Regions from separate parts of the Mus musculus genome. Here region 1 is linked to region 2. The links are chromatin loops, found by intact Hi-C in ENCODE. Cell type or tissue: heart. All regions are shown on one strand. Links, peaks and the distances in the headings refer to the core of each region. The heading gives the core; the rest is flanking DNA.

Evidence for each region. Hi-C counts contacts between places; a loop is a spot of excess contacts. Peaks named below come from ENCODE experiments on the same cell type or tissue, not always from the same donor. Only the 100,000 strongest peaks of a DNase experiment are listed, where the experiment ranks them.
Region 1: it touches region 2 in a loop (2.5-fold over the local background); 4 of 42 quality-filtered maps call a loop at or near these places.

Annotation. Positions count from the first base shown.
Region 1 is chrX:38,543,720-38,546,638 of GRCm38, reverse strand. Cul4b (cullin 4B) reads left to right here. Exons shown (of 23, transcript NM_028288.5): 15 at 1,039-1,143; 16 at 1,780-1,890. Among named protein-coding and RNA genes, the nearest start is that of Cul4b, 31 kb to the left of the region's middle. In heart, for the core only: no CTCF peak of the experiment used is centred there; no DNase peak of the experiment used is centred there.
Region 2 is chrX:38,598,835-38,601,753 of GRCm38, reverse strand. It overlaps Mcts1 (malignant T cell amplified sequence 1), which reads right to left and starts at 1,283. Exons shown (of 6, transcript NM_026902.4): 1 at 976-1,283. The coding sequence starts at 986. In heart, for the core only: no CTCF peak of the experiment used is centred there; DNase peaks (open chromatin) are centred at 593 and 1,163; H3K4me3 peaks cover 1,337 bases; H3K27ac peaks cover 1,236 bases.

The DNA of each region.
Region 1 (2,919 bases), core at 89-2,588, 55 kb after region 2:
GAGGTAATATCATATTGTACCCATTCCTGGTTTGTTTGATGTTGTTTAGCCAGTAATACTAAGTCTGAGAAGAGACACTAAGGATCTGGATGTGAGAAAGAGTCTGTCAAGCTGAACAGCGTCTCATAGTCTTTATATCAAGCATGATATAAACTCTATGTGAGGTAGAACATTGGGCCCCATTTACTTGTAGTGAGGAAGCTTGACTCTGTGCTTTCCAAGCTTGTTGTGATTTAGACATGGGACAGCGTGCTGTTGTCTGAAAGTTTCCAGTTACAGCTACAGGGAAAGGGCAGCATGAAATTCCAATGCAAATGAATAAAAAGTCTACGATGAAAATAAATCTAATGAGACAGGCTCACTGAGTATACAGGTGTGTTGCAGTGTTTCTCAAGCAAGGTTCTCACACATGCACTCATGATGCTAGTATATGTGCCCTAGAAAACTAGGTCATCTGAAAGGATGGAGTTGGATTTGGTTAAAGTCTAATTATATTTAAATTTAAACATTTTATAAATTGTGCCTTCGATGTTTCTGATTTAGTCAAATACAAAAGTAATGTTTAAGAACACTGACCATTTGTGTAAAATAGAAACTTTAGAGAGTACCTGTGTTTTCTGGTGACTTTGTTTACACAGGGCTACTTGGAGCCCCCACTATGCGCTGTCTCTATCTCATTTTAAGTTTTTTCTTTTTCTCTCTTTTTTTTTTAACTCTGAAAGTGAGGGTTTGAACCCAGAGACCTGCACATGGTAGGCAGAAACTCTACTACGGTGCTCTATATATAGTCCTTCCATATCATACTGGAAAGTATACTCAGTCTGGATTCCAATTCGGTGCATTTACTTGTAGTATTTGTTAGCCCTGTGACAGTGACACGGTGACTTGATCTTCCTTTCGTTGGAGGCCATAAAATGCATGTACATATAGCACAAATACTGAAAGAGTTAGTATTTTATAGTCCTATTGGGGTATGTGTAGTAGTCAGTACCTTTCAGACACCCGTGGTCACTAAACTATAGTTTTTCTCCATTTTAGCTAAGTATGTGGATTCAAAACTTCGTGCAGGCAACAAAGAAGCTACAGATGAAGAGCTTGAGAAAATGTTGGATAAAATAATGATTATATTTAGATTTATCTATGGTAAGTGTTGATTACTGCTTTCACATTTTTCTTTTAAAATAAAGCACTTAGGGAGCCAGGCATAGTGATAGAGACCTGTAATCCAGAATTCAGGAGGCTGAGGCAATATTGCTGTGTAGGTCACATAGTATGAGCCCAGCCAGGGCAATATAGCAAGGCCCTGTCTCAAAACAAACAGAAAACAAAACAAAGAAAGCACTCCTTTAGGAACTAAAAACTTTTATATAACCCAGAGAGACTTTGAGAACTACAGGGTCTATTTTATTTATTGCATATTTTAGATCATTAAGAACAGTTGAGGAATGCAACTAAATTGCCTTGTATTTTGACCTTTCCACTATTAAGAACCTGGGATTTTACTGCTTGTTTAATCTCTTTGAGTTTTGGTGCTAATAGAACCAATGTATTAGGTTTTTTCCCCTGAAAAATAGTTAATACAGTCTTAATTTGTTTTATAGTAAAAGAACTTTTGAAATGTCTGGCACAGACATGGACCTCCAGTGTTCTTGGGTTTAATAAACTTGGATAAAATGTATAAAATTAAATAACTTGTCGTGTTGTAATAAACTTTTTAAAGCCATTTTCTTACAGCTTTACTTGGCATATCATGAGTGTTATCTTTTTTATTTAATACAGGTAAAGATGTTTTTGAGGCCTTCTATAAGAAAGATTTAGCCAAACGCCTATTAGTTGGCAAGAGTGCATCAGTAGATGCTGAAAAATCAATGCTGTCCAAACTGAAACACGGTATGTTTGCCATTCTTTTTTTTTAATATCAGGGTTTTTTAAAAAATATTTGTCGGAAATTATGGCTTAATTATACTCTTTTCGTCGATTGCTGCTTTGGTTGATCATTTTATATACACATGAAAACATAAATTGAAGGGGTGGGGAGGAAGGCTCAGAGGGTAAGAGGCACAAGCATGAGGACCTGAGTTGTTAGGACACCCATGTAAAAAATGTTGCGTGTATGTATGACTCCAGTGGCTAGGGGTGGGGTAGAGGTAGGGAACAGGAGAATCTTTGAGGATTCCTGGACACCAGCCTAGCTCTGGGCTCAATGATAGACCCTATTTCAAAGGACTAGGTCTGTTCTCGTAGAGCAGTACAGCCAGTGACCTCCATGCCTGTGCACACTTACCCAACATACGCACACATGAAGTGAGTAGGACGGTCCTAGCCTCTTGCTGATAGCCATAATTACTGGCTTGTTTTAAAGACAAAGAATTATTCTTTTGTTTATTAGTATAAAAATTCCCAACTATCCTATACCTGGATTAAAGAGTTTACCTCTGAATCATTACTAGGGCACTCTAAGAGGTAAGACTTTTCATTCTTTTTTTTTTCCAATTTTTTATTAGATATTTTCTTCATTTGCATTTCAAATGCTATCCTGAAAGTCACCCATACCCTCCCCCTGCCCTGCTCTCCTACCCACTCACTCCCACATTTTGGCCCTGGATTTCCCCTGTACTGGGGAAATAAAAGTTTGCACGTCCAATGGGCCTCTCTTTCCACTGAGAGCCGACTAGGCCATCCTCTGCTACATATGCAGCTAGAGACACGAGCTCTGGGAGTACTGGTTAGTTCATATTATTGTTCCACCTATAGGGTTGGAGACCCCTTCAGCTCCTTGGGTACTTTCTCTAGCTCCTCCATTGGGGGCCCTGTGTTCTATCCTATAGATGAATGTATCCACTTCTGTGTTTGCCAGACACTGGCATAGCCTCATTGTGTCAGCAAAATCTTGCTGGCATATGCAATAGTGTCTGCGTT
Region 2 (2,919 bases), core at 202-2,701:
CAAAACCAACGTGTTAAAGACAGTATTAGAATAAACTCTCATACATACTGCAATTATTGGGGGCAAAGAAATTGTTATGCTAGAATCTGTTGTCAGCTAACAAAAATGCCTTTTACTGAAAATTTCTGCTCAAAGGAAAAAAAGACTCCCATCTATTTAATAAAAATCTATTTTTTAATCTAAAAGAAACCTCACACATTAAAATACAAAAGACTAACCGAAGCATAACAAAAGAATGAGAGCCCCAGCAGGCTATGTAGTCTGTTGTTTTTTGTTTTTTTTTTTTTTAAAGAAATAGTGAGATAATTTTAAAATCCCTGTCCAGATTTGCTCAAATTTTCATGCACAAAACCCACCTTCCTTTGCCCATGTTCCCCTTTTTTCCTTTTGCGTCTATCAGATCTGGAAGATAAACCCACTGGATAGGTTTCCAAGGAAATTGGTCTTCCTTACACAGACTAGCACATAGGGCTACCACGTTGTTCTCAAGACAAGGTTAATCTAGCAGCTTAGCAATAGGCTTGACAGGCCAGCCGCTTGCTTCCTGTCACCCAGACTCCCTCACTGCCATGACCCAGGAAGTCAAGCCTTCCTTTTTTCAGTTCATAACTAATAAACATATAGCAGAGTGCAGGGCTCTCCTCTCAGCTGAGGATGTGCCCCTAAATCACAGTGCAAGGATGTGATTGGTAGAATACTAGGAATGGAGATAGCACTGCTGGAAAGGCAGAACAGGGCTAAGGAAAAAGGAAATGGGAGCGGGAGAGCCAAGCCCCGACTGAAGATTAAGGATGGAAAGCTTAAAGAAGTGGTCCAAGTCCGAAGTGAGCATAGTACTATACTTTACAAAACCTTAGGAAGTCAGGATGGCAGGGGCGGGGGAGAGAGAAAGAGGACCTTTGCTCTCTCCCTCTTCCCCACCCCCACCCCCACCGCCTTTCTAAGCAGCCAATGGAGGCCACAGCGTGTCCTTACTTCTTGAACATGATCCAAGGTGAAAGGGGCGACGATAGGGAAGGGCCCGGAATGGGAAGGAAATTGAATTAGGAAGGGTCCAGCACGAGGAAGGCCTGCACTGACAGTCGGAGCTGCTGTCGTTAATCCGGAAGGCGAAAACACTATCCGCTTTACGGCCCTTAGCGAAATCTGACTACTTCCGCTCCTCTCGACTCCACGTTGACGCTTTTGTCGGCTCCTTTTCAGTAACAGCTTAGTCTCCATTGGGGGTAGCCGAAAGGGCGGGACTTCAGAAGGAAGAAGTGATCAAGCAATTCTTTCTGGTTGCTGGAAGAATAGAGTGGGGGAGGGAATCAATCAAAGCAGAAATTGTGGCAGTCAGTTACGGGTTCCTCAAAGGGTCAAGATTCTTAGGTCTTTGTTGCCACCTACCACTATGCTAAATAGTTTGTAAGGATAATAGGTTTTGCTTCCTATCTGAAGCAACAGAGTGAATTGATGCCTATCAAGCTGCTTGAGCCTAGGCGAGCCTCATAGCTTCATGTTAAATTAATGTCAAAGTTGTCAGGTTCAGCAAATAAAATTACAAGATACCTAGTCAAATTTGAATTTCAAATAAGGTGAACACCTTTTGGTGCAAGTATACTTCATCTACGTTTTGACCTTGCTTATGCTAAGAACTACTTGTTTTTCTGAATTTAATTGAACAACCTTTTTTTTAATCTGGTAGCTATAATCATTGGACAGTGAAGTGCTGTCATAGAATTATCAAATAAGTCATCAGGTTGCTGTCCCCTGCTTCACTCTGATAGTTAAAAACTGAACTATAAATCAGGAATGTAACAGGACATCTTGGCACAAGCTTTTAATACCAACCAGTACAGGGATGGGAGTTGGGGTGGGGGTGGGGGCAGGACAGGCTGATGATCTCTGAGTTCAAAGCCAGCCTGGTCTACAGAACTAGTTCCGGAACAACTAGAACTACACAGAGAGCCTGTCTTGAAAAAGAAGCAAAACAAATAAAATTGATTTCTTGAACACAAACAAAAATGTAATTTCCTCCCAGGCATGATAACTCATGCCCTAATCACAAACCTTGAAGGGTTGGAGAAGACTTGAGACCCTATCTCTAAAAGAAAACAAATGAAAAAAGGAAAATAAGGTAATTCCCTTAAAGAATAAAAAGACTGCTGCTCCAGTAATAGTAGTCACAAGTGAAATGAAAAGATAAAGAAATACATTTTGGTTGTATGGTAGGGGGTTGTTGTTTGTTTTGTTTTGTTTGTTTTTCTCTGAGACAGAGTTTCACTATATATGCTAGCTGACCTGGAACTCCTTATGGTGATCAGACTGGCCTCAAATTCAGACGCCTGCCTGCTTCTGCCTCACTCGTACTGGGATTAAAAGCATGTGCCACCACATTAAGCTTTGAATACTTTCTAAAACATTTTTCTTAAAGATTTATTTATGTATTTTATGTATATGAGTTCACTCTAGCTGTACAGATGGTTGTGAGCCATCATGTGGTTGCTGAGAATTGAACTCAAACCTCTGCTCACCCAGGCCCTGCTCACTCCGGCCCAAAGATTTATTTATTATTATGTGTAAGTACACTGTCGCTGTCTTCAGACACACCAGAAGAGGACATCGATTCCATTACAGATGGTTGTGAGCCACCATGTGGTTGCTGGGATTTGAACTCAGGACCTTCAGAAGAGCAGTCAGTGCTCTTAACCACTGAGACATCTCTCCAGCCCTAAATTTTTTTTTAAGAAAACAAAATTATGCTTCTTGAGGGTTTTCAATCAGAAAGGTAAAAAACGAAATCATGATGGCAAAGGGATTAAAGACTACTCAATATGTGAGACACAGAAATACTAGATCTATAAGACAAATACCACAGTCTCTCTAGGGGCAAATATTCTAGTCCTCAATGGGGATATGAACCTTTAAAATATTCCA